6 separate regions of the Homo sapiens genome follow, and all the other regions are linked to region 1. A link is a loop called in an ENCODE intact Hi-C map of the cell type or tissue named here. Cell type or tissue: PC-3. All regions are shown on one strand. Region 1 overlaps ATXN1 (ataxin 1). Region 2 overlaps ATXN1 (ataxin 1). Region 3 overlaps LOC101928463 (a long non-coding RNA gene). Region 4 overlaps ATXN1 (ataxin 1). Region 5 overlaps ATXN1-AS1 (ATXN1 antisense RNA 1). Region 6 overlaps ATXN1 (ataxin 1).

Evidence for each region. Hi-C counts contacts between places; a loop is a spot of excess contacts. Peaks named below come from ENCODE experiments on the same cell type or tissue, not always from the same donor. Only the 100,000 strongest peaks of a DNase experiment are listed, where the experiment ranks them.
Region 2: a loop joins it to region 1, with 5 times the contacts of the local background. A loop is called at or near these places in 35 of 110 quality-filtered maps.
Region 3: a loop joins it to region 1, with 10 times the contacts of the local background. A loop is called at or near these places in 35 of 110 quality-filtered maps.
Region 4: it touches region 1 in a loop (11-fold over the local background); 99 of 110 quality-filtered maps call a loop at or near these places.
Region 5: it touches region 1 in a loop (7-fold over the local background); 98 of 110 quality-filtered maps call a loop at or near these places.
Region 6: it touches region 1 in a loop (5-fold over the local background); 11 of 110 quality-filtered maps call a loop at or near these places.

What each region holds. Positions count from the first base shown.
Region 1 is chr6:16,328,993-16,333,992 of GRCh38, reverse strand. All of the region lies in intron 6 of ATXN1 (ataxin 1), which reads left to right. Among named protein-coding and RNA genes, the nearest start is that of GMPR, 93 kb to the right of the region's middle. RefSeq lists a silencer at 1,601-1,895 and an enhancer at 1,601-1,895. In PC-3, CTCF peaks have their summits at 1,696 (motif pointing left) and 2,471 (motif pointing right); DNase peaks (open chromatin) are centred at 232, 1,702 and 2,482; H3K4me3 peaks cover 377 bases; H3K27ac peaks cover 1,162 bases.
Region 2 is chr6:16,496,223-16,501,222 of GRCh38, reverse strand. The region is part of intron 5 of ATXN1 (ataxin 1); the gene reads left to right. Among named protein-coding and RNA genes, the nearest start is that of GMPR, 260 kb to the right of the region's middle. In PC-3, no CTCF peak of the experiment used is centred here; a DNase peak (open chromatin) is centred at 2,752; H3K27ac peaks cover 1,089 bases.
Region 3 is chr6:17,091,564-17,096,563 of GRCh38, reverse strand. LOC101928463 (a long non-coding RNA gene) reads left to right here. Exons shown (of 3, transcript XR_241983.4): 2 at 2,274-2,418; 3 at 3,400-3,848. Among named protein-coding and RNA genes, the nearest start is that of STMND1, 8.0 kb to the left of the region's middle. In PC-3, a CTCF peak has its summit at 2,678 (motif pointing right); no DNase peak of the experiment used is centred here.
Region 4 is chr6:16,407,212-16,412,211 of GRCh38, reverse strand. The region is part of intron 6 of ATXN1 (ataxin 1); the gene reads left to right. Among named protein-coding and RNA genes, the nearest start is that of GMPR, 170 kb to the right of the region's middle. In PC-3, a CTCF peak has its summit at 2,321 (motif pointing right); DNase peaks (open chromatin) are centred at 2,031 and 2,301; H3K4me3 peaks cover 651 bases; H3K27ac peaks cover 632 bases.
Region 5 is chr6:16,761,652-16,766,651 of GRCh38, reverse strand. ATXN1-AS1 (ATXN1 antisense RNA 1) reads right to left here. Exons shown (of 3, transcript NR_136240.1): 2 at 4,373-4,533; 3 at 1-4,300. Among named protein-coding and RNA genes, the nearest start is that of ATXN1, 2.7 kb to the right of the region's middle. RefSeq lists an enhancer at 3,539-4,738 and silencers at 4,739-5,000, 4,876-5,000. In PC-3, CTCF peaks have their summits at 1,880 (motif pointing left) and 3,464; DNase peaks (open chromatin) are centred at 271, 1,861, 3,741 and 4,891; H3K4me3 peaks cover 4,390 bases; H3K27ac peaks cover 4,931 bases.
Region 6 is chr6:16,710,547-16,715,546 of GRCh38, reverse strand. All of the region lies in intron 2 of ATXN1 (ataxin 1), which reads left to right. Among named protein-coding and RNA genes, the nearest start is that of ATXN1-AS1, 48 kb to the left of the region's middle. In PC-3, CTCF peaks have their summits at 2,167 and 3,728; DNase peaks (open chromatin) are centred at 1,746, 2,336, 2,456 and 3,836; H3K4me3 peaks cover 1,966 bases; H3K27ac peaks cover 3,432 bases.

The sequences.
Region 1 (5,000 bases):
CTTTGGGGGCATGCCTGTTCAGTCAACCATAAAGGCATCTAATTATAGCTATCATCCAATCCACCTTTCTCCATTCTAGATACTCCAAGCATGTCGGGTTTGGACCTGTTTTTAATGCTTGGCCAAAATGAAGTGCTTTCTGCCAGTGCACCACACAGGCCTTCCAGTTTAGTGATGTAATAAAGCTGGAAGGAGATTGGTGAGTCAGCACTTTGAGAATCCTTGACATGCCCAAGTAACCTCTGTCCTCACACCCAGGTATTCTGCCCTCTTCAGTGTTTGCATACGTAGTTTTTCCAGTCCTGGCACAAGCTCATCAGCCTGCTCTTCCTCTTCTTTAAAGCTGAAACCGTGCCCTGTTTGTCCATAGATATACAGGCCAGGCAGCCATGGGTTCATTCAAACTGAGAAGCACAGGATTGGGGGTGTAGGAAAAGCAACCCATTTTCTTGCCCTAGGTTTAAGATGTATTTTTAGGAGTTTATATATCAAATTCTAAGAGCATCTTCCATTCTGAGCAGTTGGCTGCTATTTACTGGACTTGCAGTCAGTGGGCATATATTCCCCACATCCCTAGCACAGAAGCATCTCATTTTCCTATCACTTCCCAAGCAGTCTGAATCCATGGTAATAGCAAAAAATTTCTCGAAATGAAATTATAGCAAAGAAAGAAGTGTGGAGCTTCCTTTGTTAAATTTCATTTTTCTTCCTGGGAATGATTGAGTTGTGTATAAAATTTATGATAATAGCCTTTTTAAAGTATATTTCTCTGCAGTTGTGTAAAGAACCAGAAGAAAAGCAGCATTTGTTATTTGCAGCCGTATTAGGTTTAGATGACCCCAGAGGAAGCAGTGGAGCATCACCTAAATATTAGATGTTTATCTCCGAGGCTCCATCAACTCTGTGTTTACGTACAACACCTAGTTTGGTTTCCCAGTGCCTGCTCCATTAGGAAGAGGCTAGAGATGTTTAATTTGCTTAAGAGTTTAGCAGTAGAAAATTTAATCGGATAGCTGCTAGGGTTTCTCAAACCTTACTGTGCATAGAATCATCTGGATATCTTGTTAAAATGCAGGACTGGGTGGGGCCTGAGAGTCTGCATTTCCAGCAAACTTGCAGAGGATGCTGATGTCACGGGTCGGAGGACCACACTTCGACTAGCAAAGCCTTATACCACTGGGCTAAATTTAGAAATTATGATAGAGAGATAGTTAATGTAGCTCTAAAGCGGCTTAAGATGAATGTATTCAGAACAGTGATTATCAGGCAAACCATGGGTAGCAAACTCTAAATACATTTGTCTTGATTCATCTATTAACTCTCCCTCCAATTTCCCTTTTCCAATAGGAATGTTTAAACAGTGCGATCTGCATATGTGGCTCTCTGGTAATTTGGCATTGATATAATTGTGCATGGCCCCATGTTTGGAAGAAATCTTTTTGTTGTGGCAGGTGCTTCCAGAGATAAACTCCTCGGGGGTCCCCTGGGAGGGCAATTCAGGACACAGAGGCCAGTTGTCTGCAACTAGAGACTCTAAGAGCAGAAATCCCACTCTCCTTTTTTCTTTTTTCTTCTTTCGTTTCTTTTTCTCTCTTCCTTATTTTCCAAATCTACTTTTCCACCTTCATAAGTTACTTCTTTGTTGTTTAGTCCCATGATCACCCGATAGACCAGGAATGTGGTGCCATCCTGGGGCGCCCTCTGGTGGTTCATTGAAAATACAGCAAGACCCAATCTCTACCCGTGGGTTTCCCCTTATCAGTACTGAAAGCTTACGGGGCCCAGAGAAGGGACACATACCTCAGCGTTAGAGAGCCCTGTCTGCTCCGTGCTGCACTGGTAAATAGCCCTAAATGTAGGAGGAGGATGGGTGGAAACTTTTATCGGTTTGGCCCCAGCTCGCTGCAACTGCTGTCTTAATCATTGTGTCCTTGATTTCTCATTGGCAATCTCTGGAAAAGATGCTGTTTATCAATGGATAAGTTTTCAGAAGAATAAATTTGGATTTGTGTGTTAAGGCCAATATGTCTTAGCAATCATTTCGCAGAAGACCAGTCCAGTGAGTCTTCAGGGCTGACTAAGCCGATGTCTCTCAAATAAACAGTATAATTAAACCTGAGCACTACTGAGAACCAAGTCAGCATTCTTTTTCAAATTTACGAAAGCTGGCTTCCTAAAGAAGTACCTTCAGAGGAGTTTTCTAGTTTTGTGTATTGTGCATTCAATTGTACAGGCAATGTTACATTTGCATTGCTAATAGACCCTTCCTGAATGTGTTTGACATTTTACTTGGCTTTGAAAGGACTTTTATGCCGCTGCTTTTTCTTCCCTAGTGCTGCCTTGGGCTAATTAACCTATTCCCTTACTGGCTGGGCCTACTATATGCAAATGTTCTCATTTTGCATTCTGACACATCACTCTTGCATAAATATCCCTCATGAAACCCTGTGGGGTTTTATTGGATCAGTGCTGCAGGAGGGCCAGCAGGGGGCGCATGGACTGGTTCTCTCTGAGTAGGTCTCACGCATGAGTTTTCCTTGCTCGTTGGTATGGAAATGTGGGAGCGTTTGGCATTCCCTTTCTTAAGAGTGAGTCTTGAAATTTAAAGATAAAAGTTCATTATTAGAACTTCTTTTTACAAGGGAAGGCTGTACAGAACACAGTTATTTGTCACTTACAAAAACCCTAGGTGGGCAGGGCGCAGTGGCTCACGCCTGTAATCCCAGCACTTTGGGAGGTAGAGGCTGGTGGATCATTTGAGGTCAGGAGTTCGAGACCAGCCTGGCCAACATGGTGAAACTCCGCCTCTACTAAAAATACAAAAATTAGCCAGGCATGGCGGCAGCCGCCTATAATCCCAGCTACTCAGGAGGCTGAGGCAGGAGAATCGCTTGAACCCGGGAGGCGGAGGTTGCAGTGAGCCGAGATTGGCACATTGCCCTCCAGCCTGGGCGACAGAGTGAGACTCCATCTCAAAAAAAAAACACCTGGGTTGCGAGAGTAAATAAGTGACATTACTCCTTCAACACTTCATTTCTTCAGCATAAGTGTTTTAGGGTTTTTTTAACCTTATTTTTCATTTCCGTCCCAGTCTTTAAGCGCCTCTCTTGTCATATGAGAAATTCTATTCTTACTGAAATGTCCTTTGATATCGAGACACCAAATTTCTAAACCTGCACCTTCCTAGATATCTGATCAAAATCATTAAGGATTGAGAACTTTCTGTTGTATCATTTGTCATTTCATTATGATGTTCATTGATGATGTTGGAGCAAAACCAATAAGGGCCATTAAATCATTGCCCCTTCCAAGCTGGCTGCAGTGGCTCATGCCTGTAATCCCAGCACCGGGAGGCCAAGTGGGTGGATCACTGAGGCCTGTTCAAGACCAGCCTGGCCAACATGGCAAAACCCCACCTCTACAAAAAGTACAAAAATTAGCCGGGTGTGGTGGCGTGCACCTGTAGTCCCAGCTACCTGGGAGGCTGAGGTGGGAGGATCACTTGAGCCCAGGAGGCACAGGTTGCAGCAAGCCGAGATCACGCCACTGCACTTCAGTCTGAGCAACGAAGCAAGACCTTTTCAAAAAAAAAAAAAAAAAAAGGAAGGAAGGAAGGAAAAAAATCATTGCCCCCTCTAAAAAATAGTTACAAAGTAGGGGGCAGAGTAGAGAAAGGGGGTTATGTTTCAGTAGGGATTTCAGTGTTGCTCCAACATGGACAAGGATTGAATGCTGAAGGCCGCTACTTTATTGTGTTTGTTTTAAAATCGGATCATTGGCTACACACAGTGGCTCATGCCTGGAATCCTAGCACTTTGGGAGGCCAAGGAAGGAGGATTTCTTGAGGCCAGGATTTCAAGACCAGCCTGGTTAACATAGCAAGACCCCATCTCTCCAAAGAAAGAAAGAAAGAAAGAAAGAAAATCAGATCATTGAAAAGAGGGTCTGGATGTGAGATACCAAAACCCAAGGGTGTGGAATTCCCAAAGCCCAATCCCACAGCTCTCAGAATCACAGCATGTTGCACTGTGCATACCTACAGCTGCTACCTGTGGAAGCAATCACATCCGCTGCTTGCTAGCCTGGGTCATGTCAGTTCCACTGATATTTGGCCTCTTGTCTGTTGGGCATTGGTTTGCCCACACAGCAGCAGTAACTCAGACTTCAGTGGTTAGTAAGAGACTGAGATACTTGACCATAAGAACTGGCTCCAGGGTCACCATTTGTATGTCCAGGTTTGAACACACTGATCTGATTTGTCTGAAAGAGCTGTCGTCTCTAGTGTTAATGGCGAGTTGTTACTTTCCAATGAGAAAGGGGACGGTGTGAAGGGGAACTTCAATGACAACTTGAAAAGGAAGAGAGAGATGGACAAACCAAGCATGTAACCCACTGAGAAAACATTCAGTGCACTAGCCCTATTTTTGTATGGTATTTGGGTTTTTTAACCATAATCAAATTCGGTTTTTAACAGTCTCACTCCGTCATCATATGAGTGGCTGTACTGGGAATTCTTTTGAAACTTGCAGAGAACAGGATTATTTCTGGCGGCCTCTGCTGAGTTGGCGTGTGTGTGTGTGTTTGTGTGTGTGTGTATTAGGGAGAGGAAATCGTAGGTCCAGTGTGGACCCAGAGCTAAGGGGAATCTTGGAGAGTAGTGGCTCTGGCAGATGAGGATTCAGAAATCGAGTGCAAGGACTGTTCTGGACTTTCACTGCTAACCTGCTTTTTCTCAGTGCCTGGCTCTGAGGGCAGGGTCCAGCTGGTGTCATGCTCTCCAAGGGCTTCATTTTATGTTCCAGCCAGGCAAAGGAGAGGTGAGAAATGGAACCAACATTTCTGAAAAGGAAATTTAAGAACTGCATCATCTGCCCTTGAAGAAGAAAAGGAGAAAAAAAAACAGGAGAGAGGGTATTGAGAACATCTTAGGGGAGTTGTTAACTCCATTAAAAAATATATGTGTTACAGTGTTCACTTGCCCAGTGTCTTCATAATCTTCC
Region 2 (5,000 bases), 170 kb before region 1:
AGGAAAAGTAAGTTGTTAGGCCTGTGAACAATGGCAGAACTGAAATGGAGTCTTCACTCAAGCCTTGTGTGTGATTGTGTGTATGCATGTGTGCATGCGTGCATATGTGCACACTCACGCACATGCACAAACCTACACATTTGAGTGCACCAGTTTAAAATAAGAGAAAAAAGTGACATGAAACTCACTTCCCAATTTCTACCATCATTAATAATACATTTTACCAATTCTGATTTGTTCTACTATTGTGTCAAGGCTAGTTAATGTGCCCCATGCATTGGCAGACAAGATGATATTATGTGGAAATTGTGTCTTGTCTATTATAAGAACCTGAATATTTAAGTATGGGAGATTTTTGCCTGATATTCTTCAGTCTTGTCACTCACTACTGATTAAGCTTTGTAATCTATATATGGGCATTAGATGAATCCATAAATGAATGAATTGGTAGTTTCCTCAATGTTTTTTTTTTTTTTTTTTTTTTATCATAATGAAGATATTTCATGACCTTTTACCAGTCTTATCACATCTTGGAAAGAATTACTACATCTCTGAAAACCCTACCCAGGTACCTTCTTGTAGTTGGGCCATATGTTTCTCAATTCAGATATACCCTTGAGGTCCACTTTCCTTAGGTGGACATACACTTATGTACACTCACACACCCACATGCATACAATATAGAGAAAGAAAGGTAAATAGTAACCGACAGAGGTAGTGCCTGCTATTCTCTTCAGCGAGTTGTTATCCCCTCGTCCCATTCCACAAGATGGGTGCCACATTGAAGATGCAACCAAATTACATGCCCACACTCACAGTGGTTGGCCCTTTTGAAATTACTGGGAGATTATAATGATACAGACTGTGGGGTTGAAACAATTGTATTAAAATCAATTTTCTGCCACTTCCAAGTTCTGTGATCTAGGGCTGTCGCTTAATTAATCTCTCAGAGTTTGTTTCCTCGTGTGTCATATGGGAACAATAAACTTACTTTCACACGGTTGTTGAGAAGAGTGAATGATAACTGATACAAGAAATTCAAGTTTTGTTAGTTTTAATCGGACATCATAAGACTTTTAAAATCATGTAAATGTACATCCCTAATTGCTTGCAAGTGGTGCAAGGTGACAAGAGGAGCCACCTTTGTGGGAGGAGTAGGTGGCAACCTCTGATGACTTCAGGACAGTGACTCTCCACCTTGGCTGCATAGTAGAATCACTTGGGGAGCTTTCCAAAATTCTATTGCCTGAGCCATACCCCAGACCAGTTAAGTAAGGATCTCTGTGGGTGGAACCCAGACATTAGTACTTTCTAAATCTCTCTGGGTGGTCACAATGTGTAGCCAAGTTGGAGAACTGATGCTTTAGGGGGATTTAAAAGTCTTCACTCCTTGCATTGGCTGAATTGATGATAGCCAGAATTCTACAACCTACACTGTATTCTTTTTGCTTAAGATAAACAGAGTCTTAGGTATCATGCCAAAAGTCTATTATTTCTCTTGGTTATACACGATTTGGCATGAATTAGTTTATTAAGTTTTCTCCAAAGAGCCAATCTTAATGGGTGGGTGTCGGGCTTGGAAAGAGAACAGAGGTCTGTGGATATCTGAAGACAGGGGCTGTTCACTAGAGGGGCACAAACACAGAGGCAAATGCAACCCAAAGTCAGCAATTTCAAGCTACTGTTGCTTTTGAAAATTAGTTCTTGCAAAAGCACCACCTCAAGAGGTGGTTGGCTTCCCTGAAAGCTCAGCATCATGGCTCTGGTGGGTCATCATTCATGAAAACTTGCTGCATCTTTAAAATGTGGGATGAGGAAAAACATTTAAATAGTGGCTGAATACAGTCATAGTGTAACCAAAAGCCAGAAAATTAATTTTTAAAATAATGTATATTTTTAAAGTTTTGTTTTTTCAAGAGAAAAGACTAAAATCACTTCATACTCAAAATCTCTCTTACCTCTTTTCAACAATTGGTGCTGAGACAATGGAAAAAGTCACCTGGGACACATGCCAGAGAAAGAAGTTGAACCCTTACCTCACACCATATACAAAAATGAACTAAAAATGGATCAATACCCTAAATGTAGGAACTGAAACTATAAAACTTTTAAATGAAAACAGGAGTAAATCTTCATGACCATGGATTTGGCAATAGATTCTTAGATGTGACACCAAAAGCACAAACAACAAAAGAAAAAAATAGATGCATTGGACTTCATCAGTATCAAAGCCTTTGTGAACCAAAGGGCACTGTCAAGAAAGTCAAAAGACAGCCCACAGAATGGGAGAAAATATTTGCAAGTCAGTATCTCATAAGGGTCTAGTTTCTGGAATATATAAAGAACTCTTACAATTCAAAGAGAAAAAGACTAACAACCCAGTTTAAAGATGGACAAAGGCATTGGATAGAGATTTCTCCAAAGAAGATATATAAATAGCCAATAAGCTTATGAAAAGATGTCCAACATCATTAGTGTTTAGGGGAATGCAAATCAAAACCACAATGAGATACCACTTTATTATGGTCACCCATTATGATGGCCATAATTTTTTTAAAAAAGGAAAATAACAAGTGTTGGCAAGCTTGTGGAAAAAATGGTAATCTTCCTACCTGGCTGGTGGGAATGTAGTATGGTGCAATCACTATAGAAAACAATTTGGCAAGTCCTCAAATAGCTAAATACAGAATTAACATATGACTCAGTAGTTCTGCTCTTAGGTATACACTGAAGAGATTTGCAAACAGGTATTCAAACAAAAACATGTACATGAATGTTCATAGCAGCATGATTCATAGTAGCCCAAATATGGAATCATCCCAAATGTCCATCAACTGACGAATAAATAACAAAATGTGGTATAGCCTACAATAGAGTATTATTGAACCAAAACAAGAATGAAGTACTGGTACATGTTACAATATGAATGAGCCTTGAAAACATTATGCCAAGAGAAAGCAGCCAGACACAAAAGGCCACATATTGTATGATTCAGTTTATACACAACATCCAGAATAGACAACTCCTTAGAGTCAGAAAGTAGATTAGTCTTTGCCAGGGGCTGAGAGGAGTGGGGGACAGGGAGTGACTGTTTCATGGATAAGGGGGATGATGACAATCTTCTGGAATTAGATAGTGATGATGGTTGTTCAACATGTGGATGGAGTAAAAGCCACTGACTTACACACTTTAAAAACAGTTAAAATGCTGAATTTTGTTTTATGTGAATTTTATCTTCATTAAAAAATACCCCTTTGACCCCATCTCTTCTCTAATCCTGCACATATAGCCTTAAACCAGTCATTTTACCCTTTGTGATTCCATTTTCATCTTATTCTGTTTTTTCCTCTAATGTTCAACTTCTGCAAAGAGACATCTACACTGGTCTTCATTTCCTTTCCAGCCCTTCCATTCATCACTCCAGATTCTACACCTGACCTGGAAAGGTCTGTGTTAACTCAAACAGAAGCTTGGGCACCTCTTCCTTACTAGAAGGGCATTCCAGTGATTGACATTAGAAATCAAGTTCCCAGCATGGCCCTGCCACCAGGCTGGACTCGTCCATTGCACTGTCACCAAGGAATGTTAAGTCTTGGAAACAGATGGAGGAACTTGCACGGCGTTTCCCAGCAGGCACAGGCGATTCCTGCAAACTTAGGAGAGTGAAAGTCACACGAACAAGAATGTAAATTTGTGTGAGAAGACGTGATGCTGTTACTAGCAGAGTTAAAGTGCTTTTAACTTTGGATAATGGATAGTCTGCTCTGATTGCCTCGAAGGTGGATCTCCAAGCCCACAGAACGGTCTAAAAGTGGAAGGAAGCTGTATTAATCATTTATTTAATTTTCTTTCTTTCTCTCTTTTTCTGCTGGGGTCAGCAGGAATGGGAATCTTTTTTTTTTTTCTTTTTACATCAGTCTTATTATGATTATGATTATACTGAAAGACCTGGATGGGAGGAATGCTGCAATCTGAATTAAAAATAGCATTTTCTGTCCTCCCACACACAACACTTGAGTGCTCTGAATGCCTTTTATAAATGCAGACTTTCTGCCTGGCTAGATAAAAGAAGCTGTCACTTCATTTCCATAACGAAGTCATTCCCGGGAGAATTCCATTGTTTTAGCAATAGAATTTTTGTAAAAGGCCTCTTATTTTGCCTGAAAAAGGTAACAAAAATGAACTTTTGAGAGCTTATTCGACAAAACAATTAAGCAGTGAAGAGAGATTTTCTCCTTTTTTGATATATTAGGAGTTGTAAGTGTGAGAATCCCCTGAGCCATGATACTAGGATAAACCCCTAAATCTGCAAGATGAAGGAGGAGGGGAGAAATCCTGTTATTCTTTCTCCTAATAGAAATGGGGATATGCTCTTCCCCGAGAATATGTGTCCTAGAGCCAAGTGACACATAGATGATGCTAATTCTAAAGAGTTTTAAATATTTAGTCTTAAAGAGAGGTAGGAAACTTGTAGAATGCTCATGGTGTAAAGAAATTCCTTGGGGTTTTTAATGAAACGCGATCATCAGGTATTTTAACTGAGTTTCAGGACTCTTAAGACAAACCACGGCTGCATCTTGCCAGCGTCCTTTACTCATAAAATAGTAGTTGATATTTTTCTTTATTTGCATTGAAATTGCAGCAAGTGGAGTACAGGGTCCTTCATGATGCAGTGTGACCTGTAGCGAGCTCAGACAGGCCTGTGGACATGTGGTCACACTCAGCACCCCTCTCCTGTGTTTCCCCATCCCTCCACACGATGGATCTGTGCTCCAAATATGGTATCAAATCTTCAGCGCCACATTCATAGAAAGAAAGAATAATTGTATTTCTTGTTACTTACCCGGCCCTGCGTAACCCACATCAAAGTATACCTGTCTTTGGTGTTTCAACAGGTAATCCCTAGATATAATGCCAAGTGGCATTTCTGCTACATGGTATTCACAGTTAAGACCATTGAAATCCCAGTTTTAAGCTAGAATGCTTTTATGAAGCCTCCT
Region 3 (5,000 bases), 760 kb before region 1:
TAAGGTTACACATGGCAATTTTCACACACTGATATTCTCACAATTAAAGAAAAGTAATATTTAAATGATTTTCACTGCTTCCAATTTTGGCAGTACATGGGCAAAAAGCACTGAGACTTTTCGAATTAGTGGTGTGATTTTTCCGTGCTGGCCTTGAACATATTGTTTGACGCTCCAGGGGAGTTTGGCTGCTTGAAGAACTGAAAAAATGAGGGGAAGAACAAAGCTCTCTCAGAAACTTGATTTTTTTCTCCACTGGAATGTGGTGGAAAGAATGCTGGGCCGGCTGGGTCCCTTCTGATCCCAGCCCTGTTCTGTTACGGAGCAGCCTTGAGGAAGCCATTTAATCTCTGGGGGCTGGACTAGGAGGTACTGGATGTTTAATAGTTCCTGGAGCTCTGGTTCTCAAAGCGAGGCACTACAGCATCTGTTTTAGAATAGCCTCTGCTGCTTGTCATCAATGCATATTCCCAGCAACAAGAACAAGGGTGCTGGATTGGAACCTGCAGGACTGGTGCCTCGGAATCTGTGTTTTCAACAAGTACCTCAGGTTATTCACATGTGCAGGGATGACTGACACATTGCAGAGAGCAGAGCAGAGAAGAGAAGAACTTGGGCTTCCGAGGGAGACTGACCAGGTTTCACCTTTGACCTTGGGACGTTATTTCACCTTCCTAAGTCCTAGTTTACTCTTCTTTAAGAAAGGAGATAGTAGGCCAGGTGCAGTGGCTCATGGCTGTAATTCCAGCACTTTGGGAGGCTGAGGCGGGCAGATCACCTGAGATAAGGAGTTCGAGACCACCCTGGCCAACATGGTGAAACCCCGTCTCTACTCTAAATACAAAAAATCAGCCGGGCATGGTGGCGCGTATCTGTAGTCCCAGCTGCTTGGGAGGCTGAGGCAGGAGAATTGCTTGAACCTGGGAGGCAGAGGCTGCAGTCAGCCAAGATTGCGCCACTGCACTCCAGCCTGGGCAACAGAGTGAGACTCTGTATCAAAAAAAAAAAAAAAAAAAAAAAAAAAAAAGAAGCTAGTAATAATACCTATCTTCTTTCTAGGGTTATTGGGAAAATTAAATTAGAAAAAAAAAGGCCTGAAAAGTGCTTCCTTCACAATATTCCTGCACAATAGTTATGCAATATATGGCAATTGAGATGATCTACAAATTTGTCATTTAGGGTAGATGTATTTTTTATTGTAAAGTAGATAAAATTATAAATTCTAGCTGAAATTCACAAATTTATCAAATTAGCTTTACTGCAAGTGAAGAAAAAGTTTTTTATCAAATAATCTGGTTTTTCTTTTCTTTGTTTTTTGAGACGGAGTCTCGCTCTCACCTAGGCTGGAGTGCAGTGGCGCAATCTCGGCTCACTGCAAGCTCTGCCTCCCGGGTTCACGCCATTCTCCTGCCTCAGCCTCCTGAGTAGCTGGGACTACAGGCGCCCACCACCATGCCCAGCTAATTTTTTGTATTTTTTAGTAGAGACGGGGTTTTACCGTGTTAGCCAGGATGGTCTCGATCTCCTGACCTTATGATCCGCCCGCCTCGGCCTCCCAAAGTGCTGGGATTACAGGAGTGAGCCACCTCGCCTGGCCAAATAATCTGGTTTTAAACAGGACTTTTTTTTTAAACCATGAGTTTGACTACATCTCATTTTTAGACCAACATAATTCAACTGATATATCAAGCCACAAAGCTTTAGGAAAATCAGGGCTGGGTGTGGTGGCTCATGCCTGCCATCACAGCGCTTTGGGAGGCTGAGGCAGATTAACTGAGCCCAGGAGTTCGAGACCAGCCTGGGCAACATGGCGAAACTCTGTCTCTACAAAAAATACAAAAAATTGGCTGGGAGTGGTGGCATATAGTCCCAGCCACCTGGTCAGCTGAGGTGGGAGAATCACCTGACCCTGGGAGGTTGAGGCTGTAGTGAGCTGAGATCGCACCACTGCACTGTAGCCTGTACTCCAGCCTGGGTGACAGAGTAAGACCCTGTCTCAAAATAAAAATAAAAAGTAACAAAAAAAGGAAAATCAGAAAAGTGTGCAAGTACTGTGTGGCATATATCACCAACTAGACTCAAGCATTACCGTCGTCGCAGTGGCTGTCCCCGCTGTTCCTCTAGGGAAGCTCCCTCCTGAGCATGGATGGGGTTTGCATAAGTCCCATGATTCTCGCTTCTTTTGCTCACACCCTCCTTCCCTCTGTCTTCTCTCATTTGGCTCTGCAATTATAGCAGCTACAGAGAGCTGCCTGTTCTCTATTCTTTTTCAGAACAAGCTGCAGTGAGGACCTGATAGTCAAAATTACTTGGAGGAAAATCACAGCTCTTCTCCCCTAGAAAGTCTGCTGAGTCTCACCAGGAGAATCTCACAGGGAGGCTGCCACGAATTCTCTCTGCAAGGACTGTGAAACTCAGGTACAAGCCTAGTAGGGTGGGAGTTGGGTGGGGAAGCAAGGAAGGGGCAGGGGGAGGCGGGGGAGAGAGAGAGAGAGAGAGAGAGAGAGATGGATTGAGAAAGGTTTGGGACACCTTTCCCAAACAGATGATGGATTGAGAAAGGTTTGGGACACCTTTCCCAAACAGATGAGTGTGCTGGGGACCAGCCTCCACTGGTAAAGAGAAATTCCATTCTTCAACCTTCCTCTGCCTGAAGGGGCTTCATCCTCACACCAGGTGGCACCAGCGTCATTGCTTGCAGAAGTGGCTCTGCCACTTTTAATTTCTGAAACGTGTATTATGCACCTATTAAGTGCTCAGCTGGGCCCTCCTGTTGGCCCACCTTTCAGCTGTGAGTCGGCAGATGGAATCCTTGTAATGACAACCATTAAGCCAGTAGAGGAGCCCCGGTGAGACTGATGCACTGCGAATATGAAAATGTCATTTATTCTTAAAAAAAATAAAATAACAAAGTCGGTGCCATCTTGGAAGGGGAATGTGCCAGTGGAAAGCTCTAGCTCAGTTTGTAAATGGTCCTGTGCAGCTACTGTTCAGGCCAGTTTTTAAATGTGGTTACTTACCTTGCCACCACACTTCCAGGTGCTAATATTAAGTAAGAGTGTCGGTCAAAAAAAGGTTATGCTGTTTCACATTCCACAGGGTACACAGTTGGCCCTTGGTATCTGGGTATCTGGGTATCTGGTGTCTGCAGGTTCCGCATCCACAGATTCAGCCACCACAGGTTAAAAATTTATAAAATAAGAATACAACAATAAAAAATAATGCTAATCAAAAACAATACAGTATAACAAGTACTTATATAGCATTTACACTGTATTAGGTATTGTAAATAATCTAGAGAGGATTTAAGGCATATGGGAGGATGTGTGTAGTTTGTATGCAAATGATATGTCAGTTTATATAAGGGACTTGAGCATCCATGGATTTTGGTGTCTGCAGGGTCCTGGAACCTGGGGAGATCGAGGGACAACTGTACATCAGCCTGCTGAGAAATGTTTTGCAGGATTCATGATTGGGATCTTCGTACTAAGCCTTTCTTGAGGGAGTGTCTCAGACTCAACCAGCCTCAATTTTCCCATGAATCCTTCTTCATTGCCTTCCTAGATTGCTACTCCGCATCTCAGCTGACCCCATACAAACAAACTCCAATAGTGTCTCCAATCGCGTGCTGTGTTAAATTTTAACTTTATAACCAACCATCATTTGCTACTTCCATCTAACCAAGCCAGTTTCCTTATGATGCACACACTTGTGTTTAGCTCACAATTTGTTCTACATGCTTGCTTATTTATTCATTCAGCAAGTATTTATTGAGCCCCAACTGTGCACTAGCTGCTGTCTCAGGTGCTGGGGAGACAGGAAGATCAAAATAAAACCCCTGCCTTCAAGTGCCTTATTGTTTAAGGGTCAACAGAATAAACACATAAGTGAATATATATCATGTGAGGTGGTAAAAAGGGCTGGGCAGAAAATAAAGGTTGGAAAAGGATGGAAAGTACTGGAGGGTGGTGTGATTTTAGGCTGGAGCGTCAGGAAAAGCAGAGAAGAAATGACTGTTACAGATGGAAGTGAGTGGAATGCTCCAAGCAGAGGGAACAGCAAGTGAAAGCGCCCTGTGGTAGAAGCATATTTGGCACATGTGAGGGACTGCATAAAGGCCAATGTGGCTGCATGGGGGTTTGGGAGATGTAGGGACAAGGTCAGAGAGGTAGCCAATGTCAGCATCATTGCTGTTAGGACTGGGTGGGACCCCAAAAGAAGTATTAAATAGTACCATCTAGTTTTTGTTCTTGAGGAGGTCACGTGTTAATATACTGATTGTTTGAGGTACAACAGAGTCAAAAAGGGGATAATTTATCGAGGTACAAGCCTAGGATATGGGTTGCTCCTGTTGCCCCTAAGTCTACCACGCCTGCACAGATCCTGCTAGTTCTTTCTTTTTTTTTTTGAGACGGAGTCTCGCTCTGTCGCCCAGGCTGGAGTACAGTGGTGCGATGGCGGCTCACTGCAAGCTCCGCCTTCCGGGTTCACGCCATTCTCCTGCCTCAGCCTCCCAAGTAGCTGGGACTACAGGCGCCCGCCACCACGCCCGGCTAATTTTTTTTGTATTTTTAGTAGAGATGGGGTTTCACCATGTTAGCCAGGATGGTCTCGATCTCCTGACCTCATGATCCACCCGCCTTGGCCTCCCAAAGTGCTGGGATTACAGGCCTGAGCTACTGCGCCCGGCCAGATCCTGCTAGTTCTTATTCCATTTGTAGAATTTCTCTGGCACTCAGCAGAGGATGATACCATATTGCATGACAAAATGCCTTCGTTTTTTCTTTTTTTCCAAATATAGTTTACTTTACAACCAGGTGGTGTTCTTAGTGATGGGGATGTTGCTCAGACATTGATGTAACTTCAGCAAACACTGCAGCAGGGAACATTCTTCTCCCCTGACAGGTTTTATAGCTAACAGCATCATCAGTCCTTTTTAGCGCAGTCTCTGAAAACTTAAAAGGAGTAATTGAAGAATTCTCCACAATGGGAGGGCCTAA
Region 4 (5,000 bases), 78 kb before region 1:
TGCACAACAAAGAAGAAGGCTTTTAGAAAGGTTTCTCCTATTGACAGGGTTCATATTCTATAGTTCACAATTCAGTGAATCAACATTTATATTAATTTCATCCGTTACAACCTCAGAATTTGCCTACAAGATCCAATGGCATTTTTACTGCCCTTATTTAGCAAGCCTATACAGTACTTCATGCACTTGGTCATGTCTTCAACTAATATTTATTGGGTGTCTTCCCTAAGCAAGATAGTGCGAGAGAGAGAGCTGAGTTAAAACATTCAAGATAACCTCAAGAAGCTGACAATCTACTAAGGGAGATAAGACATACATATTAATAAGAACAACTTAAACACAAAGGACAAGATGATATGTGGCATATCTTATCAATTAAATAATGTTGGACTTCAGAGGGTGAAGGAATTAGGCATGAAGGTATATCTCAACAGGGCTGTGAATGACTGGAAACAAGGTCTTCTCTCTTCACACTGTGAGCCAGCCACATCCATACTACGGTGACATTCATTTCTCCCCCAGGCCAGCTATGGGCAGAAGTTTAATTATCCTTGAACGTCTTCAATGATCCTCATCTTTGCCCTTGTTCCCTCTTTATCCTTTCTTTCTCCCCAATGTCTTAAATCCTGATGCAGCCAGGGAGATTTTTTTTTTTTAACCTTCAAGAAGGTAAAAAACTATGCCAGGGCAAAATGCCAGATCAATGTTGCTATTAATATAATCAGATATAAACTTTTTCCAGTTGGCACCAACAACCCTGGGCCTTCTCTGAGTACCACCTATAAACAGGGCTTCAATTTCCCATTTTTGCATACTTACTAATGTACTACAGATCTTGCACTGACTTTAATTCAATATCAATATTAAAGTCATATGAGGTAGTAGTAAATAGAGATAGCCATACCTTAGAGTCAATAAGACATAAAATTAGTTATGTTATTATTATTATTAATTATGCATAATATGTCATTTTCCTGAAGAGAACAGACTAATAGCTGATTTCAGCAAGCATCTTTAGGCTTTTGTTTTCAAATTATTTTACATCTTTTTCTTTTCTTTTCTTTTCTTTTTTTTTTTTTTTTTTTTGACACAGAGGTCTCACTCTGTCACCCAGGCTGGAGTGCCGTGGTGTGATCTCAGCTCACTGCAACCTCCGCCTCCCAGGTTCAAGCAATTCTCCTGCCTCAGCCTCCCAAGTAGCTGAAACTACAGGCATGTGCTACTACACACGGCTAATTTTTGTATTTTTGGTAGAGACGTGGTTTCAGCATGTTGGCCAGGATGGTCTCAAACTCCTGGCCTCAAGTGATCCGCCTGCATTGGCCTCCCAAAGAGCTGGGATTACAGGCGTGAGCCACTGTGCCTGGCCACCCACCTATTTTCCATCTTTAGCACTGGCCGTTCTCATTCAAAATACGTACTGCTACACTAAGAGGAGACTTAACTTCAAATTCACTTTGCTCCACGGATGTTGTATATGACCTGAATAGATGTAATTCTGACAAGCTTGTAGTTCATTGGAGGCTCACAATTTGAAAGAAATGCATGATTAAGACTTTAGAACATAAAGAAGATTCTAGTAAAACAAATGATTGCACCCTTTTGGATTTTTTGCATATTATCTTTATGTAGGGAAGGGAATGATATGTTAGAAAGAATCCTCAAACAGGTTTAGACAAATCACTGGTTGAACCATAATCTCCAAAATATCGCTACATCAGAAAAAGCCCAACATAGCCTCTGAGGTATTCGTCAGAAATCCCAGTGCAAGCATTAGGAAAGAAATGTACTCCCTGCTCCTCACCTTTGTAAGTCAGATTTAGTCTTCACTGTTCATTTCAGGTTCTCTGCCTCCATAGGGGTCCCTTCAGCACTTGTTTGGTTCTCTAATTGGCTTATGATAGTGGGTCTTACATCATCAACTGGATTGTAAATTCCTTCAGAAAGAGATGTCAATTAAGTACACAGCAGAGTCACAGTATTTCAAAATTGGAAGTCATAGTAAGGGGGAAGGAGGGCCGCTAGATGCTGTGATTCACACGGCGTCATAGTAAGCAAGAGGCCGAGGCAGTGCCAGCACCCAGGTAGGGCTCCGGTGCCACCCTCTGCTTCATCCTCTGCCAAGCCTATCACGACGGTCGTTCAGCTCATGCTCTCCATGCACGTCTGGTGATTTGATGCTCATCTTTGCCAGCTTCAGAGCATCACTGGACACATGCCCAGTCTTGAAGGGTTAATTTTCAAGTACCAAGCATGCTTTGGACAAACTCAAATCTGTTCCTTGTTTTCGCTCAACCCGCAACCAGCATCATCAGCCCAGACGCAGCTTCCCCAGAAGGCCAGCAGGTGGAGCACAGTTTTGTGGAACTTCTCTAGAACTCGCTGTTTAAAAGCCGCAAACCAAGACATGTGAGGCTGTGGGGTGGGGGGCAAAGAAGAGCCCCAGATTCTGCACGTCTGGAAGCTTTTAAAATTGTCTTACAACAATTTTAGACCTACAAAAGCCAGCTTTTGAAATTGCATAAACGGCAAGTCGAGTTCTTTTTTTTTTTTTTTTTTGAGACCTAGTCTTACTCTATTGCCCAGGCTGGAATGCAGTGGCACGATCTTAGCTCACTGTAGCCTCCACCTCCCAGGTTCAAGCTATTCCCCTGCCTCAGCCTCCCGAGTAGCTGAGACTACAGGCGTGAGCCACCACGCCAGGTTAATTTTTGTATTTTTAGTAGAGACAGTGTTTCACTATGTTGGCCAGGCTGGTCTTGAACTCCTGACCTTAAGTGATCCACCTGCCTCTGCCTCCCAAAGTGCTTTGATTAGAGGCATGAGCCACGGTGCCTGGCCAGCAAGTCAAATTTTTAATTAGACTTAAAATGTTGGTGCTCATAACAACTACAGTTACTGTGGTTTTTTTTTTTTAGTTTCATAAAGAGGACAGACGCTAAGGCAATTGTGTGGAACAGAGCAGCTTCTCGGGGTAACCATCTCCTGCTGATGTATAAATATCGGGGCAAAACTGAGTAAGTTTTAGAAAATAAATGTCAAAGCAAGTCCGAGTCATTTATTCCTTAGCAGGAAATATCGATCCTGTGACATTATTTGATTATAATGACTGTTTCTATTAGGTTAAATGACTGAGGTATACTTAACCAGTTTAGGTGAAGAATGAGGCTCATTGCACCATTTGATTGACTAAACCTTAGAACCCATGTATTCTTTTTATTTGTTCAGTCACCAATTTTTATGAAGCACCTACTGTGTGCCAAACACCCTCTTGGGTGCCAAGGTAAGAATTAAATTTTGGAATTAAGCAAAGCATGATGGCTCATCCATGTAGTCCCAGCTACTCAGCAGACTGAGACAGGAGGATCGCTTGAACCCAGGAGATTGAGGCTGCAGTGAGCTAAGAACATGCCACTACCCTCCAGCCTGGATGACAGAGACCTCAACTCTAAAAAACAGGTTTTTTAAAATTGGAATTAAACACACTTGGGTTCAAGTTCTACTTCAGCTACTTATTAGTTGTGAGAAAATAAATGTCAAATGTTTTTCAATTTGCATAAGTTATTTAACCACATTATCCTTACTTTCCTTATCATTAAAACCCTGAAAAGGTTGTAAGTGACAAAATACGTGATACACACTTAGTGCCTGTCAGATGATAGGCCTGAGTTACTGTTAACTTTTTTTTTTTTTTTTACCATCCTCATCATGTTCCTCATTCTCATCTTCTTCCAGGGTTCTCACTTGATGAAGGAAAGTATTTAAGACAATACTTCTTTAACATACTTAATAATGGAATGGATATAGAAATGGGAGAAATCAGTGTGAAAGCAGGCTTTGGTGAGGCCACTATTTAAAATAACTATAGTTTATTTAAAGGAGACACGAAGTAACTGAGATTTCACAAGGCCCCAGACCCCCTTCTCGAATGTTATTATCAACTCCCGTTTCTGCCCTGTGATGTCATGAGGGTTGATGATCGGTTCTTCTTTTATTTTGTTGCCAAGTACAGCAGGGATATGTGTCCTCTCTATTCCTGAGTGGTGAAAGTTCTCTTCTGAGACCACAAAACATGGTGGCCTCAGGTTCTTTATGGCCCCACGGTCTCTTCCTGCACCCCTCCCCAAGGGGCTGGGTTGGTAGATATTCCTAATGTTATATCCCCTGTTGTTGACACCCCCATGCCCCCAATCCCGCATGCCTAGCAGATGCACCTTAACCCAACCACTCTGGGTCAGTTCCTTCCTCACACAGCAAGCTGCTAAGAAGGTTGAAGAATTACTGGACTTCAGATACCACATGGCACCATTATCCCTGGCAGGTTTCCTGTCACTGCCTGTTTCTTTTTCTTCCAGGAGGCTCATCAAACAGGCCTCCACACAAACAGAACATCCATCCACTTCACAGGCCACCCAGACGTATCCAGAGATGCCCAGATGAGACCTGATTTGCCTGGGTTAACCGTGTGTCTGCAGCTCAGACCCTCCAATGGGGCTTCTAGCTACATAGTCTAATGATGAAAAGCTACTGGCCTGGGATTTAAGAGCACAGCTTTCTAGCCTAACTCCACAACTGTGCCCCTGGGAATTTTAGTCTCCTCTCTGCATTTCAACTTCACCAACTAAATAAGTACCTTTTAATATCTAATTGAATTGATATGCTATATAAGCAAACCAGATGTTGTGAGTAAAACCAGCTTCAGCATCCAAAAGTTGATACAGATACTTTTGAGGAGCATGTTTCAACATATTCCTTAGGACAGCCTTACTATGAGAAGGTCATCTCTCAGTGATTTCAATGTGCCATTGGAAGAAGAGCTTCTGCCATTTAAATGTCCAGTTAGGCACTGGTGGACACAGCAGTATCCTTCCCATTCATTCCGACCATATTATTTTGAATCATAAAGGCATATCCTTAGAGGAGAACATTTAAAAAATTTAATAATGTATTTGTTTCATTAACATGAAGTTAAGACTTTAAGATAAGGGTAGTGCCCACAA
Region 5 (5,000 bases), 430 kb before region 1:
GGACTAATCACACATTTCAAGTGCTCAGTAGACATAGTGGATAGTGAAGACCTAAAGTACCTTTTTTTCTTTGTTTTTAATTGTAGACAGAGTCTTATTTCAGAGGTGGGTACTATGAAATCACAGACTGTTGGCAGATGTTTGAGTACAATGACTTTAATTTCACTCTTGACTAATGCTAATGTCATTTTCATTCCCAGGAAGCCTGTCTTGCTACAGTTTGGTGGAGGGTCAAGAAAGATGATTCAGAAGTATGTCTTTTAAGAGTCTTGGTGACACGCACAGAGCCCAGTGACTTTAGTCTGGGTGTGGTGAGCTGACCTCAGAGTCTATTGTGTGAGTGTTTTTCACTTTTGAGTTTGTTTTACTTTTGTGGTCTCCCCAGCCTTATTTGTGAGTGCAATCTAAGGAAAGTATATTTGTTTTGCAAGCACACTATGGTTTGCTCAGATTTTTAAATGACATATGTAGGATTACACCCTCTTTATTCTGTCAGTGTTTCCATTAAAAATTCAAACTTTCTGGGATTTATTACACAGCCATAACAAATTGCTCCAGGCAGAAACTTGGCAAACCCTCTTTAGTGTGGGAGAAAAATTCTTTTCAGCATTTTAGAAAAGATAAAAATAAATAAATGTTTACCAACTCAACTTACTCATGTGATTTTGTGATAGGGAAGACATTCAAATAAAATACACATTATATCTTCACATTTGTTTGTCGTACAAATTTGAAATATTAATATTAGCTTATAAGTCAACTTTTGCTCAAGAGTTGTACAACTGTCCCCCCCGCCTCTCAAATTTTTAATGATTCTAATGTTTGATTCTCATATTTGGAAGTCTGATTGCTATGATTCTGGCAGGTGCTGGATCGCATCAACTATGAATCTTTGTGTTTCAACGTGGTAAAAATTAACAGTTTTCCAAAGGTAAGATCTGTTCTGCTCTGATCTCCTTGCACACTAAGATGTCTTACTCAATTTTATATTCTCAAGTCTTAGTTATTGTAGATGCAGAGTAAGTGACTGCTTGTAAATAAATAATAAATATATAAACATATTATCTAAGAATAACTTTGAAAAACCTTTAAAACTGTAAAAAATGCTCTGGATCTTTAGTCTGTATAATTTCCCTCATTTATGAATACCTCAAAGCACTACTGAAACAATTAAATGACTCAATGTTATGAAAGCACGATGTGGTTCCATAACTTTTTGGATACTTGGCTTTTACCAAGTATGTTATCTGCTTCAAGGGAGTTTTTGAGGATGCAATATGGAAGAGTAGTGAAAAGTATGAAATACTACGTAGGTATAACTGAAACCTAAATCCTCACCACTGCAAGCATTAAGGAGAAACCCCTAAAATTATTCTGAGTGTAAACACAGCAAAAGGCGCATGGACCTTAACCAACATGTATGACACCAAATGAAATTAAGTTACCTGATGTAGGGTCCAGTGAACTGACTCTGTTTTTAGATAAACAGGAGCTACTATTAGGGTTGCCTGATTCTGTGTTATCTTTGTTTTTGAGTAAAGCTAAGGCATCTTAGGGTTGCCTGATTCTGTGTTGTGTTATCTTTGTTTTTGAGCAAAGCTAAGGCATCTTTTTCACTTTTGAGGTCCACTTTCTTTTAAGAATTCAAGCCTAAAACTCTAAAGAAGTTTATCTTTATTTTATTCAACTTTCAATCTGTTCAGTTACATAGTTGTTATGACCTGGTAAGCCTATCTGTGTTTGCTCAGTTGATTTGCTTCATTTTGAACTACATAACAGGCTACTTCCAATGAAAACATATACTACAATGTAAAATCTGTCATGATTTGGAGAGACCTGTGCACTGGTTTTATTAAGCACTCTTGTGCTCCCTCTGCTGCCATGAAGAAAATGTTCATGTTCAAGACCCCAGTACATTCCTCAGCAGAGCATTCTTTTTTGGCAATAATGATGCAGATGTGTGCACTTACAGTGCAGTAGTATTTATCCAAAGCATATAACATAATAATTTTTCATTGAAAAGCACAAATTAATAAGGGCTGTACTTACTAAAAAGGAGCAAAAAAGAAATAAATAGAGGAATTAACTTCTGCACTTGTGCCCAAATTTATTTAGGTTGATCCCTGTGGTATAGACCAGTGTTCTTCACATGATAATGTGTTTAGAAATCACCCAGGGGCCTGGTTCAAAGGCAGATTCTGATTTGGTATGTCTGGGGTAGAACCCTTGACTCTGAATGTCTAAAAAGCTCCCAAGTGCTGCTGTGGCGACTTTGAAAACTACACTTTAAGTAAGGGTGTAATATGTAATTATATAATATATACTTGCTGGCCCATTTAACACCTTCAAGAGTAGATACCACCAAAACAGTAAAATAGATATGTGATTACAATTATTTTTCATGGTATTTAAGCAATCTATGACACAGGATACGAGTCAAGCTCATCAGGCCTTATTTATCGATTTCCTGTAATTTCAAAGGTTGACTTATGCTTTTACAAACATAACACCAGCCTTATGAGTAGGACTATAGTACTATATATTTGTCTACTAGCTTCTTGGAAGCTCTGCCCTTTTTCATTGAGTTTTTATTTGCACGAGAAAGTCTTGTTTCTAAAGAATCAGTGCCTGTTATTTGTGATTGTACACTTAATATTTTGCCATCTGAAAACAAAATATTTCAGTACTAAAGGTAATGAGACAGTTTCATGAGTATGGTGTTTATGTTGGATCTTGCAGGAAGAAATAGTTACAGATTTTGGTGGCAGTTTATGGCTTTAAACTTAATGGCTAAGAAAGTAAATGACACATTTCTTATTAATTGTTTTTACCATTTGGGTAATATACATATTTAGCTTCCTTGAGAGAACATTTAAATTAATTGACTAACTGTAATCTGAATTATGTGTTTTAATTTAAGGTTGTTAAAATCACGTAAATTAACTGCTTGTGCCAACGTAAAATTACAATATTAGCTTTTTTTTAACTGAAAATTATCTAAATGTAAGATGTCTAAAAATAGAGTGGAGGTGGATTGGACAGTTTGCAGATTATGAGTTGGAATAAAAACATCGCAGTTAAGCCAAAAACATGGCAACCAATATTTTCTGTTATAAAAATATTTGAGATGAATTTAGTTTTTATGAAAGCTGTCTGAAACTGAAATGAATAGCAGAAGCTTTCTGTTTATTCACAGTCCAGTAATAATAATACCTGCAGCACAAAGCATACGTCTTTTCTATATAAAGCCAACAAGCTTCTGCTCCTTTCTGAAGTCGTCTTTGCCAAGCAGGGTGTTGGGGGCGGGGGTGAGGATAGGGGTGAGGGGACATTTTACCCGGTTATGCTCTTACGTACTAACCTTCACCTTGACAAAGCTTGTCAACGAAAACAAAACCAGTCAGAGCCTTTTCAGGAAACTGATGTTAACTGTCCACTAGAGGCTGTAATGAGACCAACAATGTCACTTTAGACCAACCCGAGGTTTAAACCGTAACAATAATCGATTTTTAAATGGAAAAAAAAAAGTTGTAGAAATGAGTAAGAGTGAACACTAGTAGTTATACTTAAATAGCCACATATATGTGCATGGTATTTCAAAAATGTGAGAAAAAAATATTTCCGGGGCTCTGCACCTTCCTCGCTCGTATGTTTATTTTTATTTATGAAGCACGTAGGCTCTTGCAGGCCAGAGTTGTGTAAAAACTGACACTTTTTTTTTGGTCATCCTGTGCCCTGCCTCAGTTGGTGACTAACCGTTAGGTCATAAGTAAACTCAGCCAAAAGATCTCTCAAATACAGCTTACAGTCAAGATTGGTGGCTTTCAGAAAGAAACTTACGCGAAAGGATCATGTTTCCAGACACTTAGTTCTAAGCACCTGAAGAAGGTCAAATGTCGCCCGACACCTACCGGCCTTCCAGAATCATCTGCAACAAGAACGCCGCACTGAGCGCCCTTAGTCTGGAGGCGCCTCCTAGTCCTCCAGGTGCCACACCTGTTGGCAAGGTGCACCCATCCGAAGAAGATTCCTTCGCGTGGAGGTCACACCTGGCGGCGAGACAGGCGGAGGGGCGGGGTGGTGGGAGTCGGAGACCGCACTGAAACCCTGAGTCCAGATTTAAGTTCCTCGTCGATTCTCGAGAACTGCCATTTGATGCTCCGGTTGCTTTCTCTGTCTCCTACACTGGTTACCTCATTTCCGATTAAATTAATGATCCGAAATTAGCTGCGAGAGGAGTGCGCGGGTCTCCTTTCCAGGCTAGAGCGGAGTAGTTCCATATCAAAGCCGATTTCCGGACCTGCGTGCGAAGAGAGAAAGAGGGCAGGGTCGGGCGGTCGCCAGCGTTCGCCGGCAGGAAAGGTGAGGGTACCTGTGCAGTCGGGGGACCCCTTGAAACTTTCCGGAGTTGCACGCAGAGGCAATCCCCGCGGCCCCCAGGCCTGGGTTCCGGAACGCCGAAGCGACGCCGGTTTGTGGCTTAACGTGCAGCTGATGATCAGAGTGAGCCCTCTCAGATGCTGCTCCGAGCGCCTGGGACCAAGGACACGTCGGGATTAGAATGGGCCGACCTCCCCTCCCCGCTGGGGTGTTGCATCGGCTCCCAGCTGAAGCCTGACAGCCCTTGGGGGAGTCCCCCAGGTTGCCTGAGTAGCGCCCCGTTGTCGTTCAGTCCCCTCCAACTAGGTGCAGGGACCCAGGGAGGCGCGCGAGGACCGACCCGTCACCGCTCAAATTACCTCATCGCCCAGCTCCCCGCCCCCTTCCCAAACCTGGAAGGAACCTTGCCCTCCGGTCCGCGTCTCCCCTCCCCCGCACCCCATCCCGAGCCACTCTTTGGGAAAGGTGCCCGCCTCCCCGGGCGGCGCGCAGCGAAGGGTTAAGGGCGCGGGCCGGCCGCCGCGCGGTGCGCTCGCCGTGCTCTGTGCGGCTCGCCGGGCCGCCCGCCAGAGGGTGCCCCCCACCCCCATGAAGTCGGATCCTTGAGCTGCGGCGGCGGC
Region 6 (5,000 bases), 380 kb before region 1:
TTTGACCATTGTACATCTTCTTGATCAACAGATATTAAGAGTTAAACATCTAGTGCCTGAAGTCTGCAACATTTTTGATTGAAGAAAATGTTGGGAACCACTGCCGTTGATGGCAGTAGTCATGAAATTTTTTGAATTAACACATGTTATAGGTTCCAGAGTCAGCTGCCCTAAATTTTACTAGCTTTGTGACTTTGAGCAAGTTATTTAACATACCTCAGCTGTAAGAGTCTTTATCTCTAACGTTAAAATAATAGCCTCTGTCTCTTAAGATTGTTATAAAGATATGATAATGTCTGAACGCATGTAGCATGGGGCCAGGCTGATGGGATATACTCATGTTTAAATAGAAGCTATTGTAATGATTTTTAGCGGATGTGGCATATGCAGATGTATTTTAGATTTGACCCAGTGTGGACGATGAGTTCAAAAGGGAGAGTTGTACGACCTTCCTGTTATCCAAGTGAGAAATAATGGGGCCAGGGTGGGCAGGGGATAGGTTAGGGAAGGAGAGGGGAGAGGGAGTATGGGAAGGTGTATGTCCACTTTAGGTAATGAAGTGAGAAATGAAAGAAGCCACATTCTGTTTCATGCCCAAAGCAACAGACAAGGCACAAATTAGAGTGTAGGGAAGCCAGTTTCTGTGACTTGATGGCATAGAATGGTGTGGCTTATCTGGCAAATTCCACGCCCCGTAACTCCTGGAATTGATCTGGATAAGAATTCACCTTGAGTAAATTTTAAAAATTAATTTAATAAATTAATAGCCCCCCCTTTGAAACACAGAAAAATTAGAATTACAGCATGAGTATCTTTTTTTGCTCTAAAACAGTACAGCCCAGCAGTTCAGCCTACACCCATCACAGAGCTTTCAAAGGAATGTATACAAGAAAATACATATACAATTACAAATTTTAAAAATTAAGTAACATGTATATACTGTTAAATATTTATATATTGATGCTTAGAAAAAGATGGGACAAATGTTAAGTGTCAGCTGGGAGGTTTTTACTTTCTTCTTTGCCATTTCTGTATTTTTCAAAATGAATATGTATATAATTTTAAAATGTGTTAACACTATTTCAAAAGGAAAACAATCACAAAAAGGAATAGATTGGAAAAGCTTCAGGGGACTTGCTATCCTTGTCTTTTTGGGTAGCTGTTCTACAAAGGCGGGTGGTGGTGGGTGCCTCCCAGCTGTGTCTCATTTCAGTCAGCGGATGCTCTGCTAAATCTAGTGATGGGCGGCCTACCTCCGAAAGGTGGGTGGGAGTGAGGGATGAGTGTAGCAGTAGTACATGCAAATGGGGCCAGGTTTTGGTGTGTGTGTGTGTGTGTGTGTGTGTGTGTGTGTGTGTGTGTGTGGTGTGTGGTTTTTTTTTTCTTTCTTTTTTTCTACAGTCTTACTCTGTCGCCCAGGCTGGCATGGAGTGGTGTGATCTTGGCTCACTGCAACCTCCGCCTCCTGGGTTCAAGTGATTCTCTGCCTCAACCTCCCAAGTAGCTGGGACTAGAGGTGCACACCACCACGCCTGGCTAATTTTTGTATTTTTATAAAGACGAGATTTCACATGTTGGCCAGGCTGGTCTCAAACTTCTGGCCTCATGTGATCCACCCGCTTTGGCCTCCCAAAGTACTGGGATTATAGGCATGAGTTACTACGCGCGGCCAGGGACCAGTTAAGATTTGACGATTACATTTTATTGAATGTTTGCATCAGAGGCACCTGGAAGGCTTGTTTAGACCACAGATTTCTGGGCGCCAGGCCCAGGGGTTCTGATTTAATAGTTCTAGGGTGGAGCCTGAGAATATGTATTTCTGACAAATCCCTCCGTGAAACTGATGCTGCTGGCCCCAGGACCACACTTTAAGTGAGGGGTAGTAAGCGGGTGGAGAACTGCATGGAGGATGAAAAGCATCCAGTTGGATTTTATATTTGCTCCCCCTTCTTCATATACACACACTGAAATCACTCCACTCTATGTTTTCTCAGATTCTTTCCCTGTCTGGAATATTTGGTTCTCTCTTCATGTTCAGTCAGTAGAAACAAGAAGTAACTCTTGGATTGAGCAGTTTTCACACAAGTAGCCCAAATGATATTGACACATCATTTCTACACAGCATCAGCTTGTTCACACACATACGCCCCCAGAGGCCAATGGCGTCCTTTGGCTTTGTTCTCCTTTTTAAAAATTCAGTGAGTAAGCTAATTTTATAGGAATGTCTCAGAAAGCTATTCCTGTAAACCCAGCGTTTGTAAATTGAAATAGAGGAAGCGGTGCTGATTACCGCAATTGTATTGAAACTTATTCATGGAGCGGTCCCTCTAGATTCAGATAGTTTGGACAGAAACCCTCCAACTCTTCCCTTACCACTCCATTGTTTGGTAAAGTTTAATGTGCTCACATGGCATCTACTTTTTCAGCCAGGGTTAATACTCCTAGCGATTCTTTCACTGGAAGGGATGACTCAGAGAGGAAGAGTTGGCATTAATTGCTTCATCAACTATGCTTATTATGAGTCATCTCTTGCTTGTCTTAGTAATTCAGCTGGAAAAAGGAGAAATGTTATCTCTGGTTCCTGAGGCCAGCTTGGGCTTCAGTGAACTAGGATACTCCCTCGTAGCCATTTGTGAGTTTCATTCAGTTACTAAGGGAATGAACAGATTGTGAATCTCATTATCCTAGCAGGTACATATAAATCTATAAATGGCGAATGGCAGTTACTTCCTGATGTTTATCAGTGATGAGATGCCACAGGCAGGACGTTAGCCCTAGAAAGGCACTGTTTTGAAGGTGGCTGATTAAGGGGCAAAAGAAAAAAAAAAAAAGCAAAAACGGAGGGATATGTTCAGGTCCCTGCCTTTACTCAGTTCCCTCCCCTAGCTTCCAATTTGATTAACAGAGGTGTCGAGGGAGGAAGAGAACAATTTCCAAATAAAACTGCCTTTGGTTCTTTTTTTGAGTGTAATGTGGTAACTGGATTATTTGGAAACACGAATTTAGGTCTCTTACTTTCTACTTCTTGCGTTCAGTTCACTCGTGTCTTCCTGTTTGGTGTATACCTTCCCCTTCTGACTCAGTCTTCTCTATTTCTCTTCTCACTGTAGCAGACCACCGTTCTTCCCCTGCCTTAGGCGTTTCTCACTTGCTGTCTGCCTTGCGTGGCTGTTTTCACTCAAGCATGTTCACTGTTCCTTTGTACGGAATAGGGGTTATCCCCACAGACCCTCCAGGTAGAAAGTACATCTTTCTTTTCACTAATAAATTAGTTTATTATTAATAGTGAAAAGAAAGTACATCTTTCTTTTCACTAATAAATTAGTTTCTATTTAGGGAGAACATACAGTGAAATCAACACATCTTAAGCGTACAGCGCAATGAGTTTTGATGAATGCATACATCCACATAATCAGCATCCTAATCAAGATATGGGACATTTCCATCACCCCAGAGCCCCTCTGCCCCCTTCCTGTCAACTTTCCACCTCCCCGTCATCAACCACTGCTTTGATTTCTGTCACTGTAATTGAATTTTGTTTGTTCTTGAGCTTCATACAAATGGAATCAGTCAGTACTTTTTCGTATCTGCTTTCTTTTGTTCAGCATATCATTTTTGAGATCATCTGTATTGTTGCAGGTAGCAACAGTTAATTTAAAAAATGCTAGCCAGAGGCCAAGGCAGGCATATTGCTTGAGTCTAGAAGTTCGAGATCAGCCTGGGCAACATGGTGAAACCCTGTCTCTATTAAAAATACAAAAACTAGGCGGCAGCAGTGGCACGCACCTGTAATCCCAGATACTCAGGAGGCTGAGGTGGGAGGATCACTTGAGCCTGGGAGGGGTCAAGCCTGCAGTGAGTCATGATGGTGCCACTGCACTTCCAGCCTGGGCAACAGAATGATGTGTCGCAAAACAAACAATCTATATCTATATAGATATAGATGGTTTTTTTTTTTATTTTGTGAACTTACATATATGTGTGTATATATATATGTGTATATATATGTGTATATATATGAGTTCTTTATATAGTCTGGATTTAAGTCATTTATCAGAAATATGAATTTTTTCTCAGTGTTTGGCTTACCTTTTTCATTTTTTAAACTGTGTTTGATGAGCCCCTTTAAATTTTAATGAAGTCTAATTTATCATTTTTTAAGATATATGCTTTTTGTGTCTTTATAACATTTTTGCTTACCCTGTGGTTGCTAAGATGTTATCCTCCTGTTTTCTCCTGGAAGATTTCTAGTTTAGCCTTAACATTTAAGTATATGAGCCATTTCAAATTAAGATATGAGGTGTAGGGGTCAAGATTCAGTTTTTATTAAAATGTATGAAACAACAATTATTGAAGTGATTTTTTTTCCTTATGAAATTGCCATCACACCTTTGTCAAAAATCATTTGGTTTTATATGTGTTTTAAGACTCTCTGTTCCACTGATCTGCAGTCTGTACTTAGGTCAATACTATATTGTCTTGATTAAAATACTGTCATGGGCTGGGCTCTATGGCTCTTGCCTGTAATCCCAGCACCTTGGGAGGCTGAGGTGGGAGGATCGCTTGGGCCCAGGAGTTTGAGGCTACAGTGACTGCAGCATTGCATTCCATCCTGGGCAGCAGAGTGAGACCGTGTCTCTATTAAAAATAATAATAATAGGCTGGGTGTGGTGGCTCATGCCTGTAATCCCAGTACTTTGGGAGGCCGAGGCAGAAAGATTGCTTGAGCTCAGGAGTTTGAGACCAGCCTGGGCAGCATAGCAAAACCCCATCTCTACTAAAAATACAAAAATCAGCTGGGTGAGGTGGCATGTGCCTGTAGTCCCATCTACTGGTGAGGCTGAGGTGGGAGGATCGCTTGAGCCCAGGAGGTTGAGGCTACAGTGAGCTGTGATCATGCCACTGCACTCCGGCCTGGGTGACTGAGCTGGACCCTGTCTCAAAAATAATAACAATAAAATTCAAAAATAATGAATAAATGTTAAAATTAAAAACTAAAT